Linked DNA regions of Mus musculus: region 1 is linked to region 2. A link is a contact called in ENCODE Hi-C data. All regions are on one chromosome and are shown on one strand. Each heading gives the region's core, a stretch centred on a gene start or an enhancer-like site at or near the end of the contact. The rest is flanking DNA. Distances are from core to core; before and after follow the strand shown.

Region 1 (6,236 bases), core at 106-2,605, 110 kb after region 2:
AGTTTGTAAAGCCGCCTTAAATGGAGACATGTTAGCAGCCAATAAAGCCTACATATGGAGTCATGTCCCTGTTGGATTTATACTGCTGTCGTGGGGAAAACATGGTATTAAAGCAGGATATTTTGACCATATTGGTTTCCTCTGAAACGAGATATATTCTAGACTATGATGCTAGGAATAACAGTATTGTTGGTTTAATAGGCATGAGTTCTTGTAGTCCTTTGTAAGAAGCCAGCAAATGTCACTTTTTCCTTGGGTTCTGCAGACCTTTGTAATAAATTATTGAACCTATGAAAGGAGTTGTGTAAACAGCCTCAATTTACAACCAGCTGGTCTCTAGAAGCTCCGGGGTTTGGGCACTGGGGGGTGGGAGGCAGTCTTCTGAGACTGAACTTTTAGTTACCCATTGCCAGAGCACAGTGCAATTTTAGGGTACGCATCTCCCACCTAGAAAATTCAAGAGAGACCGGGCGTGGTGGTACACGCCTTTAATCCCAGCACTCGGGAGGTAGAGGCAGGCAGATTTCTGAGTTCGAGGCCAGCCTGGTCTACAAAGTGAGTTCCAGGACAGCCAGGGCTATAGAGAAACCCTGTCTCAAAAAATAAATAAATAAATAAATAAATAAATAAAATGCAAGAGATGGCTGCTGGTCCTGGGAAATATTCCATAGAAAGTGAGCCATGTTTTTTATATTTTATTAAATACATATTTAAATTTAGTCTTTGCCCAAACCTGGATGTTGTTGATTTGTTTCTTTCTTTCTTTCTTTTTTTCTTTTTCTTTCTTTCTTTCTTCTTTTTCTTTCTTTCTTTCTTTCTTTCTTTCTCCTTTCTTTCTTCTTTCTTTCTCTCTCTCTCTCTCTCTCTCTCTCTCTCTCTCTCTCTCTCTCTCTCTCTCTCTCTCTCTCCCTCCCTCCCTCCCTCCCTCCTTCTCCCTCTCTCTTTCTGTCTCTCTTTTTTTTTAGGGAAGGTTCTCATTTATCCCAGGCTGTCTTTGCACACTCACCTCCACACAACCATGTCCAAACACGGGCAAACGTGTATGCACAGATATGGACGTAACACACAGAGAGAGGGACTAATAATAATAAATAAATAGACAAACAAAATATATCAGATAGAAACAACTGAATATATCCAGAAGATGGGATATTCTACAAGGCATCAAATCTATACTGAAGAAAAAATTATAAGAAAGAAAAAAATGAAAGGCAGGTAAAGAGAACTGAAGGCCATACGGGCCACGAAAAGGTTTAAACAGCAAAGCACCAATGTAGAAATCCATAATGTGCTAAATATGGCTCACACAGGATATCCGGGAAGATGAGTCAGCCAGCAGCACATATCACCAACGATGTAGCCTGTTATGTAACTATGAGTCATCCCTGGCAGAGTGCCACCTTTGTGTGATTTTTGTATAAATATGCCCCTGAGACCAGAGGCCATTGCCTCCACCAGAGTAAAGAAGGTCACGTGTCATCTGCCCCGGCTTCCCGCGCTTCCTTTCATCTACAGGCTTTCAGCTTCGATCCCACCCCGCCCCCACCCCACCCCCATCCCCTGTCTTCAGAGCTGGGGCCTCACAGCAGGATACAGGGAGACAGCAAGGATACTCTCTGTTAAAAGTTCAAGAGAAACCCCAAATACAGGGACCCTGTTTGCCCTTCCCTGGTGTTCAAAACAATAAACGACATTTTCCTTTTTCTTTTCCCTTTTTCATCTTTTTTTCTCACCAGCATATTTGAAAAGTGCCTTGATTTGACTTTCTGTTGTTCGGTAACTGTAAATATTTCATGAAATCATTTCCATGTAAGAACATATTATCTAGGTCAAACTGAACCTGTGTTCCTGGACATATCTAACTCAAGAATAAACTATTGCCGGGTGTGTTGGTGCACGCCTTTAATACCAGCACTTAGGAGGCAGAGGCAGGCAGATTTCTGAGTTCGAGGCCAGCCTGGTCTACAGAGTGAGTTCCAGTACAGCCAGGGCTACACAGAGAAACTCTGTCTCGAAAAAACAAAAACAAACAAAAAAGAATAAACTATCTCTTGCTCCCTGTGTACTGAAAGTATTGTGCAATGACAATATCATGTCTATATTTTATTACAAAATACTTCAAAAAGTTAAGCATAGCACCCCAACCAAAAAGCTATACATAGAAAAAAAAAGTTAAATGAGTGTTACAAATAGTGCTATAACTGATTTGCCAAGGCTATTCTTTTTTTTTTTTTTTTTGGTTTTTCCAGACAGGGTTTCTCTGTATAGCCCTGGTTGTCCTGGAACTCACTTCGTAGACCAGGCTGGCCTAGAACTCAGAAATCCGCCTGCCTCTGCCTCCTGAGTACTGTGATTAAAGGCGTGCGCCACCACGCCCAGTTTACCAAGGCTATTCTTGAACTCAGGATCCTCCTGCATCAGCCTCTTCAGCGCAGGCATTACAGTCCTACACTACCATACGCAACTAATTTTCAAGGGCCTATTAGACACAAATTTAGATAATCACAATTTTCTTCAGGTTTAGAGTGCTGGTGTGTCCCTTTAATCCCAGTACTCCAAATAGAAGCAGTAGGATCTCTGTGAGTTCAAGGCCAACCTTGGCTACGTAGAAAGTTCCAGGCTAGCCAGGGCTACATTGTGAAACCATGTCTCCAAAAAAAAAAAAAAAAAAAAAAAAAAAGGAGATGGGAGAAGGGAAGGGAAGGGAAGGGAAGGGAAGGGAAGGGAAGGGAAGGGAAGGGAAGGGAAGGGAAGGGAAGGGAAGGGAAGGGAAAAGGATAAAAAGAAATCAAGTTAAATTGTTTTTATTTTGGGGTAGGGTGGGTGGGTTTGGGGGAGGAGTTGAAATGACTAATTTCCAATCCTTTTAACTTGACAAGTTAGTAGTTTTGTTTGTTTGTTTTGTTTTGTTTTGTTTTTTCAAGGCAGGGTCTCCTTTAGCTCAGACTGGCCTCAGATTTGCTGTGAAGTTGAAGATAACCTTGGACTTCAGGTCATCATGCCTTCATGCCCCCACGCCAATGCTGGGATTATATGTGGTTTATGAGGTGCTGGGGATGAAACCCAGGGCCTCAAGCATATTAGGCAAGGACCCTCCCCACTAACCTGCATCACGGACTTCCTGATTATTCTTCCTAAGGATCTTTGCTACTGAGATAACAGGCCACCTTTATAATACTTTTTAATAGGCTTCCTAGTGACGGGCTAAATGAATGCCTTTCAGAAGAGGAGCCTCTTTGCAAGTCAGATGACTTCCAATGATTTGGGCAACAGAATTGAAAGACTTTACTGAGTAGCAAGCTGATAACTCATTAAAAGCAATTTTCAACAAAGATGACTCTATGATTTTTTTTTTTTAGAAAATAACTCATCGTTCCAAGAATTGATTGGCAGAACTGTAACAAAACTCCTTCTACTTCTTATATCTACATATTTATGTAATCAGGTTTTCTCGGTGCTTATCTCTCTAAAGATGAAAAATAAAAATAAAACTGATGCTGAGCCTTCATCCCCTCAATGCAGTGCAATCGAGACAGATGTGTGACTTCATTAAGAGAAAAAGCACCGTCCTGCTATTATTTTGTATTTGGTGAACTACCCATCAAAATGCAAAATATTTATATTGATTTGATTGGTTGTGAATTTAAAGTTGGTAGATGAATAGCCCAATACAGAACTATTTTTAAAATATTAAGAGCTGAACAGGGCCTGGATATGTACGTCAGTGGTAAAACACATGATATAATAAAATCTGCAGGGATGAAATTTATTATGTAACCAAGTTTGGCCACAAAGTCACAGCAATTCTCCTGTCTCAGCACCCTAAGAACTAGACATGGACCACCATACCTGCCTGTCCCAGAAATTTGTTTGCTTGCTTGTTTGTTTGTTTGTTTGTTTCAACCTAAATCTGTGTTCCTTGACATAGTACACACACAGACATGTATGTGTATATTTATGTATGTATGTGTGTATATATTTATATATGTATGTGTATATATGTGTGTGTGTGTATTTATTTATTTATTTATTTATTTATTTATTTATTTATTTTTAGATAGAGTCACACTAGTCCTGATTGGCCTAGAACTTTCCATGTAGACCAGGCTGGTTTCAAACTCATGGAGACCTGCCTGCCTCTGGTTTCCAAGTGCTTAGATCAAAGGCCTGTGCCACCACATCTGGACTAAGAAATTCTTGAAATAAATGTTTTAGAATATGTCTATGCCAGTGATGATGCAACAGGATACCCTGTCGACTCTGCCTCCAGCAGCCTAAGGAGTTCCCTTATCCTTTGGGGACCTGCACTGGAGTAAAGTTACAAAGAGCCATGATTTCAACAGAGAACAGAACTTAGGGCAAACCAGTTTGAGGCAGAGTTGGAATTTATTAGTAAAAAGGAAAGGTTTAGCATGGATTTAAGCATGGGGGTTGACAGAAAGAAAGGAGCAGAGGGAAGGAATTGATGCCCATTCCAAGGGCATGGATGGAGACTTCCCACTGGAAGGTGGTGCTTCTGTGTCTCAGGAGTCAAACAGAAGCTTTTCTCATCGCTCAAACTTCATTTCTGAGAGAGCCTCCTCCCCTTTCCTGCCTCCCCTTTTCCACAATGAGATCATAGGGTGGCTCTAGCTGTGCCTTGGATAGAGCCCAGTTCATCTGAAAAGATAAAGCTGTGAGGTCACAAGGGTTGAACAAGAGTGTTATGATCTGACACACTCGCTGACAGTGGAATTTCTTGTGACCGTCCTAGAAAATGGTCCCTTTCAGATGGGATAGGAGAATGGCCTCCCCCCCCCCCCCGCCCCGAGACCCTCAAGCATGATTCATTGCCATTTTAATGTTCTTTTGTGTGTGTGAAAGAGAGAGGGGAAGGATGTGTGCACTTGGGTGGAGGTCAGAGGACGACTCAGTGGAGTCAGTTCTCTTTTGGCACTGCTATGTAGTTTCCAGGATGGAACTTGAGTCATCGAGCATCAAACACCTTTACCCTCAGGCTGCCTTACTCCAATAAGCTTATTTGGAAACAAAACAAAACAAGTCATGATGACACACAGCTTTAATTCCAGCACTCTGGAACCAGAGGCAGGCAGATATGTATGAGCTTGAGGCCATCTTGGTCTACAGAGCGAGTTTCGGGCCATCCAGAGCAACACAATGAGAGCCTGCCTCAAAGAGAGGAAAGAACGGATTTATTTAGCTTACACTTACAAGTTACAGCTCATCAGTAAGGGAAGTCAAGATAGGAACTCAAGTAGAAACTTGAACCAGGGGTCATGGTGGAATGTTGCTCGTGCTCACTCAGCTTCCTTACCCAGCACAGAACCACCTACCTAGGAAATGATACTATCCGCAATGCATTGGACCTCCTACCTCAGTGAACAATCAAGACAATCCCCAAAATCATGACAACGATCAATCTGCTCTGGACAACCCATCACTAGAGACTCACTTCTCAGGTGGCTCTAAGCTGTGTCAAGTTGACAGTTATACTTAACTAAGACAATAAAACAAAGAACCCAGAATCCAAGGTGTATAAACAATAGTCCTCTATCTATAAGGTTTAATGGAAAAGGAGCAGAAATCAATACCTGCTGTAGGATTGGGCTAATGACAGTAGGGACATGCAGGACTTTTAGAAGGGTTAGGTTGAAAACACTGTGTTTGGTCCTAGTCTTTATTCTACAACCATGAAAATTTGTCAAAAATCATGGGACTTGTCACTAAAGTAGGGAGGTTAACCATGAAAATTATGTTCCCCAATAAATATAACCACAAACAAAATTAAAGGTCAAACATCACAGATTTGAATGGTTATCTCACATTAACGGAGAGCAGCAGTGTAGGTCAGTTGAGGATACTATATCCTTGCCTAAACTATTTCTTAACAACCAAGTCTCTGTGTTCAATTTATTCTATTGCTCAACTCTGTAGCTGGCTTATTTCTTTTTAAAACATACAGCTTGTCAATTTTATCTGTATTTAATCTCTGATCTGTGTTCTTGCTAGCTGTGTCACTTTAGCCTGGCTACTTTGGCTTATTCATTGTACAAGGATCTGTGGACAAGCAGAGACACTCAGGCTATCTCTGGGGTAAGGAATGGCTGTCTCTCAGGATTAGTTTCCATGGGATGCCATGTATTCAATTTGCAGGAATGTTGTTTTTACAGGAACCACTGTACAGATGATAGAAAGTCAGTTGAAGCAGAAGCCAGGGCTTGTTTGGTTACTCTGGT
Region 2 (6,945 bases), core at 3,422-5,921:
GGTTCTACCACTCAGTAGCACGTTACTGCAGCCAGCTCTGTGTGGGTTCTGGAAATCCAAACCCAGGTCCTCGTGCTTGGGTGGCAAGTGCTCTACTCTAAGCCATTTACCTCTAAGTCCACACCTCATAAGTGTCAGCATGTGTTTGTTATGTCATTCAACAACAACATGAGTAAATGGGGCGGGGTGTTCCTGACAGTTTGCTCCCAGGGCAGGTTTAGATTTACCAAACACGGTGGTGTTTGCCTTAATCATAGCTTAAATTGACCTTCCCAGTCTCTGCATTTACCAGGAGTTACTCACAAGCCAGAAGCTGCTGGCTCAGAGGACTAACCCCAGGCTTGCCTACCTCTCTAATACGTTCAGATACGTTGACTTATAGACCTCCATTCTTGACATTATTTTTGTCTATGTCCATCTGTGACTAAATTCCACTCCTTGTATAAGAACACCAGTCTAAGATTAGAGTGCTGGGTACAATATGACCTCTTCTATCCCAAAGTCCCAGAGATCCTAAGATATTTCTTCTCTGACCATATTCACACCAGGGGTAAAGGCGTGGCATCAACGTATGGTTTTAGGAGATGCAGTTCAACCCGCACTTCCCCAGCTAGTCAATCACTCTGTTCCAGCACACTTCTCCCTTCTGTGTCCTTCTAACCTTCAACTTAGTCTGCTTCACTGAAGTCAAACTATGCTATTCTCAATAGAACTATACTCGGAAACACTTCTTTTGAATACAAACAACCTAGACTCATAATGTCCGAGGAAAACCACATATCCAAGGGTGCCGGCCTAGTTCCTCTGAGAAGGAAGTGTTTGATAGCTGCCTATCAGATTTGATCTCTGAATGGTCTAATGAGCCCAGTACTTGAACGTCAAAAGAATAAAATCGTGCGAGTGAAGGAAGCATAGAGTTTGTGACCAGAAAACCCAATTATAGCACAGCTACTCAGGGAAAAACTGGGACCAACACAGCTCTAGCAAATCTAGTGTGTATCGTCTGCATGATGCCCCAGCTTAAAGCTCCACCAACGACCCAAATTTAATTCCCACCCTTAAGGCAGTCCTAGAGTACACCCAAAACTATGTCTTTGATTAAATGGAAATTCTTGGGAATAAGGAAGAAGAGGAAGAAGAGGAGGTAAGAAAATAGGAAATGGGGGGAATAGAAAAGAATCCCTCTTAACCATCATTAAACAGACATGGGAGTTGGGAGTGTGGTCCCTGAGACAAACCATGGGAAGACAGTCATTGGCAGTTCCAGTCTGGTTTTAAGCTATTTTGGCTGTTACTGGGTAAGTCATAAGGCCCATAGTGAATTCCCAGGCTTTTGCATTTAAATGGGAGTAGACAGTACATGGCTTTCACTTCAGTGCATTGGGTTGGTCATGTGTTATGATTAGTTCATGCTTGACCCTCCTGGGGAATGTTTTCAGAATGACAGAACATTTCATTCTCAGAGATGTCTCTGGGGTTCAAGGAGATCTAATCTGCATATTTACAGGGCCTCTGGTGACCTAGCCAGCAGCTTAAGATGGCTCCTTCTCTTTTGTAGGAGGGCTGTTATTGTTACTCCAGCTGCACTTGGGTAATGACGCCCACCTTTGCACTCTAAACATAGAATGAGAGAGCAATTAATAGAATTTAATCACAGCAAAAGAAAACCCTACTTTAAAAAAAAATCATCTTGCTTCAGAATAATATAGTTGTGCTCTGTGAACCAAAAATTTTAGACTTAATTTAACCTTAATCCTTAGCAATAGAATGCCATTTTTCTATAAACCTAGCACTTAGGAGACTATCATGAGTTCCAGGCCAGCCTAGGCTATAGTGGAAAGTCCTGTCTTACAAGCACAAGGACATGAGTTCAATTCTCAGAAACTGTTTAAAATAAGAGAGAGATGGTGGCACATGCTTGTAGTCTTAGTGCTAAAAAGGTAAACAGAGGCAGAATGCCTCCCTAGGTATTGTTGGACATCAATCTTATACTACTCAGTACATTCATGGCCAGCAAATGGATGGGCATGGTGACTCGTGCCCATAATTATCAGCACTTGGAAGAAGAAGGTGACATGATCGTAAAGTCCAAGATTGTCACCTTCAGGCAACATAGCAATTTTGATGTCAGCCTGGGATAAACCAGGATGCAAGAGACCCTGTGTCAACTCAAGCTAAACAGAAGTGATTTTCTCAGCCTATCATAATCTTTGTGCAAACAGATTAACTTCTGACCAAACTGTTGTGAGAATAACTGGTTTCTTATGCCAAAACACTCATGGGACCCAGAATCTGAATGTCAGCAAATCTACCCTAAACAGAAGAGCGGAATGCAGATTCTATTCCTTGCTTCTGCTATCACAGTGAGGCTTGTAATAAGAAAGTGTGACTCACACTCAATAGCCAACAATCCTTCCTCAAATTCACAGGGCTAATGAACTTCAGGCAAGAAACCCTGTACTAAGGCCTAGAAGGAATATTAAGGTCTAGGTAACTGTTACCTGGCTAGCCTACCATTTTGTGCTGTTACTAATATTATAAGAAAATTTTCTCATATGGTGTTTCTGCTGTTACTAGGGAACTTCCTTGTGCACAAGTTGATTGCATACTCTGTTAAATTCTGTGCCCTTGGAAACCAATCACGATAGAAGTGAGTAGAACTGCTTTGTTCTACAATAAACTTGGACCCAAGCTAATCACCCAGCAGCACTTCCTGCATCCATGTATAAACTTTTATGATATTTGCTTTTATAAGCTGCCCCTGGGATGGATGCCAACATAAGAGAGACACCTGCACCCAATATAAGAAACTGTGGGACAATGGTCTGTGCGAGGAAACTTGGTAAGGTTAAGAGGGTTGGAAGTCCTGAAACCTCTGAGAAGATGGTAGGAGCTTCACCTGTTTCTGACCAGGGCCTGTCATGTGACATTTTCTTTGTCATGTGTAGGAAGAGACATGAAACTTCCTACATAGGAACATGACCTATGGTCACATAGATCAGAACAGAGTCCTCCGTGCTAATGCGGTATCTAGATGGGTCCTGAGAGTTTAGCCAATAAGCTTCCCTTCCCGGACATTCCTTCCTGCAAACGATATTTAATCTCTGGTCCACCCTGAGAAGATGGTATATACCCGTTTTCCACAATGAACAGTCAATAAACAGTTTGGAACCAAGGACTGTCTATTTTAACAAGGCTCGCCATGGGGAGCACGGAGAAAGCCTTCCTATACAGAACCGCACAGCCTAAGTCTCTCTCAGAAGGCCCTTCCGTGCTCCCAGATAACCGCTGCTAAGCTAAGGACAATCACCAATGAGCTAAGCCAGAGTTCCATCATCCCCAGGCCCCAGACTCCTCAGCCTGCTGGCCTCTTCCATTCCCAATTCCCCTCGACCCAAGGGTATCTATATGTCCAAGAGTTTGGAGCCCTGGGTCCAGGCTGTGGGCCCCCAACTCTCCATTTCTGACTCCTCTGTGATTTCCAGCAACAACTGGGAGCCAGGGACTCTGGGAACCCCAGATTTAGCCTCTCACATTCTAGGCTGTTTTCCCATGCCCCTAAGTGGTGTATCGGTGCTTCCCTCCAGCCTAGCGCCTGACAGTGGGCATAAGGTAAATGCAGTCTAGTGTCTAGGCATTTCAGCTGCCCAGCGGTGTTCCCATACCCCAGTGGCAGGAAGAAACGTAGAACCTCAAGAAAGTGTTTGGAATAAGACTTCCATTTTGAATAGGGGTTGAGTAAAGTGGGAACTGATGTTCTACTTAGCAGAAAGAGACATGTACATGGGTAACTGACTTCCTGGTTGGCAAGTTAAAACATGAATGTTAAACAAGTCACATTCTAGTTGACAAGTTAGGACATGAATATTAGACAAGGCAAGCCCCCTGCCGTAGCTGGATACCTCAACCAATGAGAAAGGACAATTTGTAGGAAAGGTTTTAGATACGAGATGTCATCAAATAATGAAACCTGAAAAGAAACTTTGCCTGGGGATGTAGTTAGTTTGAGCACACAAGAAAGAGAGAGGGAGAGAGAGAGAGAGACAGACAGAGACAGAGAGAGGAGAGGAGAGGAGAGGAGAGGAGAGGAGAGGAGAAAAAGGAAGAATTCTTTTTCAAGTTTCTGGAGGAGTGTTTGAGTCGTGACAGCTCTGAGCTAGTTGATGGATAGGTTTATTAGTGGTTCATGATTTGACGACATCAATGATGATGACCTTTCAGAGGACTCAGTTGTTCGGAGTGGATCACTGGGACATGTTTGTGGAAGCTGAGTCTCTTCCCTTTCATAAGGTGAGAGGCCTCTTCTGCCAAAATACACACACACACACACACACACACACACACACACACACACACACACCACACCACACCACACTACACCTCTTCTGTTCTTATGCTTCTCTGCCTGTCTCTTGAGCGTCTGAAACCAAGAGTCAAAATAAACCCTCTCTCCACCGAGCTATTTTCTACAGGACTTTGTCACCGAAATGCTAAGTCTGACTAAAACACAGGAACCGAATGTTTGTTTTCTTTGTCGGTGTTTCCCTCTACACATCTGCCTTTGATTAAAGCTCAGCTTTGGACACTGAGATGAAAAAGGAGAAGTGGGGGAGGAGATACTCTGCTAGCTTAACCACTCAGTTCCTTATTTATAGTAGTGGAGCAGGGTAACCAAAGACTAAAGGAAATCATCCAGAAGTACAAGGGAGGGGCGGGGAGAGCAGAGAGACGCCAGTGAGCTGCGCTGCTGGACTGAAAGGTCCTCCCTACCTGTCCTAGGACATAGTGTCTCTTCATCTATCCTCCCCAGCTTTGTGCCACGTATTGATCATACCCATCACGTTCCATCCACTTCATGACAAGCTGTCTCACGCCCACAGTCATACCCAGTGCCTGGTGTGTGCCTGCAAATCTTCTACCACACCACGGAACTGCCCAGGCCTGTTGCCTGCAAACTGGTGTGACCTCCGTCCAATTCCTGGGATTCCTGGAATGTAATTATGTTTACTCAGCTGCCCACTCATGAATAAAGAATGCAGTCTACACCCAGGGAGCACATATGTTATGAATTTTAAAACTAAGAAAAGAAAAAATAAATTGTTAAAGTATATTAATAAGGCAGAGGAAGGAAGGGTTAGTATTAGTTACTTCCATCTATATTGCTCAGTTACTTGTGTTGTAACACCTGGCAAGAAGCAACTTAAGAGGGGGGGAGGCTCCCAGTTCAACAGGACACAGTCCTTCATGGTGGCAGGAGGCAGCTGGTCATGTTGCATCCACAGTCAGGAAGCAGAGGGGGACGAACACTGCTGTTCATCTTCTTTTCTCCCTTTTATTCACCGGGAACCCAGTCCACACTTCAGGTAGCCTTTCTACCTTAATTAACCATGTCTGGAAAACGCCTTGTAGACATGGCCAGACATTTGTTCCCATGGTGATTCTAAATCCTGTCAAGATGACCACCAAGAATGACAATCACATTCTCAATCACAAGGTTTAAACTGGAAGAGAGCTTGGAGATGAGGAACTAGGTCCAGACAGAACTCATTTAGATCAACAGTTCTCAACCTGTGGGTTGAGACCCTTTGCGGAGGTAACATATCAGATCTTTACATTGCAATTCACAACAATAGCAAAATTATGGTTATGAAATAGCAAGGAAAATAATTCTATGGCCAGGGATTACCATAACATGAGGAACTCTTTTAAAGGGTCTCAGCATCGGGAAGGTTGAGAATCACTGATTTAAACACAACATCTCATTATGCCGCCCTTCATGGTCTCAAACTCAGGGTCAAGCCACCCTCCTGCCCTCTGAGCTCTCTGAGCAGCTGGGACTATAGCATGTGGCACCACGCCAGGAAAGTGTTAGGGTTCTACAACTTTCTCTTTTGTCTTTATGATTTTTAAAGAAAGGAAATTAAATTGTTTTTCTACTTTTGTTTGTTTTGTTTTGTTGTCTGAGGTGAGGTCTTGCTGTGTAGCCCTGCCTGGCCTAAAACTCACTATACTATCTAGCCTAGGTTGGCCTTGAGTGGCCTTAGCCTTCAAGGTGTTGGGATTTTAGGTATGCGCCACCACACACAGTTATTTTTCTATTATTTAAATATGAATTGGCCATCTTAATCACGATTAGCCCTTTATATTTAATGACTAGAGTAAATAAGTAAGTGAACGAATAAACATCCGAGACTTGCTCAGTGCCCGAGGTTGCCGTCTGGACACTCCTCCCCAGAGGACACTGTGTACTTCTGCACCGGGATGTTTATTTTGGAGCTCTTTACTTAGTTGTTGGGGCCCTACCCAGGAAAAAGAACTCACATGTCATGAACCATAGTAAGAAGCCAGGTAAGAAACGTACAGGGAAGGGACCAGCGGAAGATTCAAGCTGGTGGAAAATGGAAAACATACAGGGTCAAGTGTTGACCCACAGTAGGAGAAGTGAGAACAGGGATCCAGTCTCTTGCAGTGAGGTAGCCTCCCCTCACACCTCATATGGGCAAAGGATCTGCAAGCAGTCACTTCCTACAGGGGTAAAAGGATTAGTAGCTTGTTCCGTGGAGTCTGAAATATAAAAGCCAAAGGCTTGCCTGCTGGAAACTGATGTAGACTCAGCTGAGCTATACCTAAGACAGTGTGGTGGATGGGGAGGCCAGGGACAGGAACAGATTGGAGTGCACAAGCTGTGTACATATACTTGGTGAGCTTGTCAGCATCCTTTGCCTTGGACCAGTTCTCCCTAGAAACACAGGGGCTCTGAGGCTGCCTCTGAGTGTTGCATGGGGGTCCTGGGTGCACTGTGTGTTTTTACTGTCTTCATGACCTCCCTCACTAGGCAGAAGTATAATCGGTGAATTGTGGTACAGTCATACAATGAAATCCTCATGGGGGCAGGAGGTGGGGGGGGGGGGGAGGTGGAGACATGCACAGTAGCGAAGATGGATC

What was found. A loop is a pair of places that touch in the nucleus more often than their neighbours do.
Region 1: a loop to region 2 is called in a map of v-Abl transformed pro-B cells, with 2.0 times the contacts of the local background. The contact joins two enhancer-like sites. A Hi-C loop is called at or near these places in 5 of 37 maps with a recorded cell type or tissue (adrenal gland, heart, left cerebral cortex and 2 more).

Annotation. Positions count from the first base shown.
Region 1 is chr6:37,731,181-37,737,416 of GRCm38, forward strand. Gm38791 (a long non-coding RNA gene) reads left to right here. Exons shown (of 4, transcript XR_868982.1): 4 at 2,925-3,201. Among named protein-coding and RNA genes, the nearest start is that of Gm38791, 20 kb to the left of the region's middle. Within about 2 kb of position 1,356, at least 1 of the 3 ENCODE cell types and tissues checked has a DNase peak (open chromatin) inside an H3K27ac peak, as active enhancers do; it is heart, where a contact is called at or near this core.
Region 2 is chr6:37,612,925-37,619,869 of GRCm38, forward strand. No RefSeq gene overlaps it. Among named protein-coding and RNA genes, the nearest start is that of Gm33429, 85 kb to the left of the region's middle. Within about 2 kb of position 4,672, at least 1 of the 3 ENCODE cell types and tissues checked has a DNase peak (open chromatin) inside an H3K27ac peak, as active enhancers do; it is heart, where a contact is called at or near this core.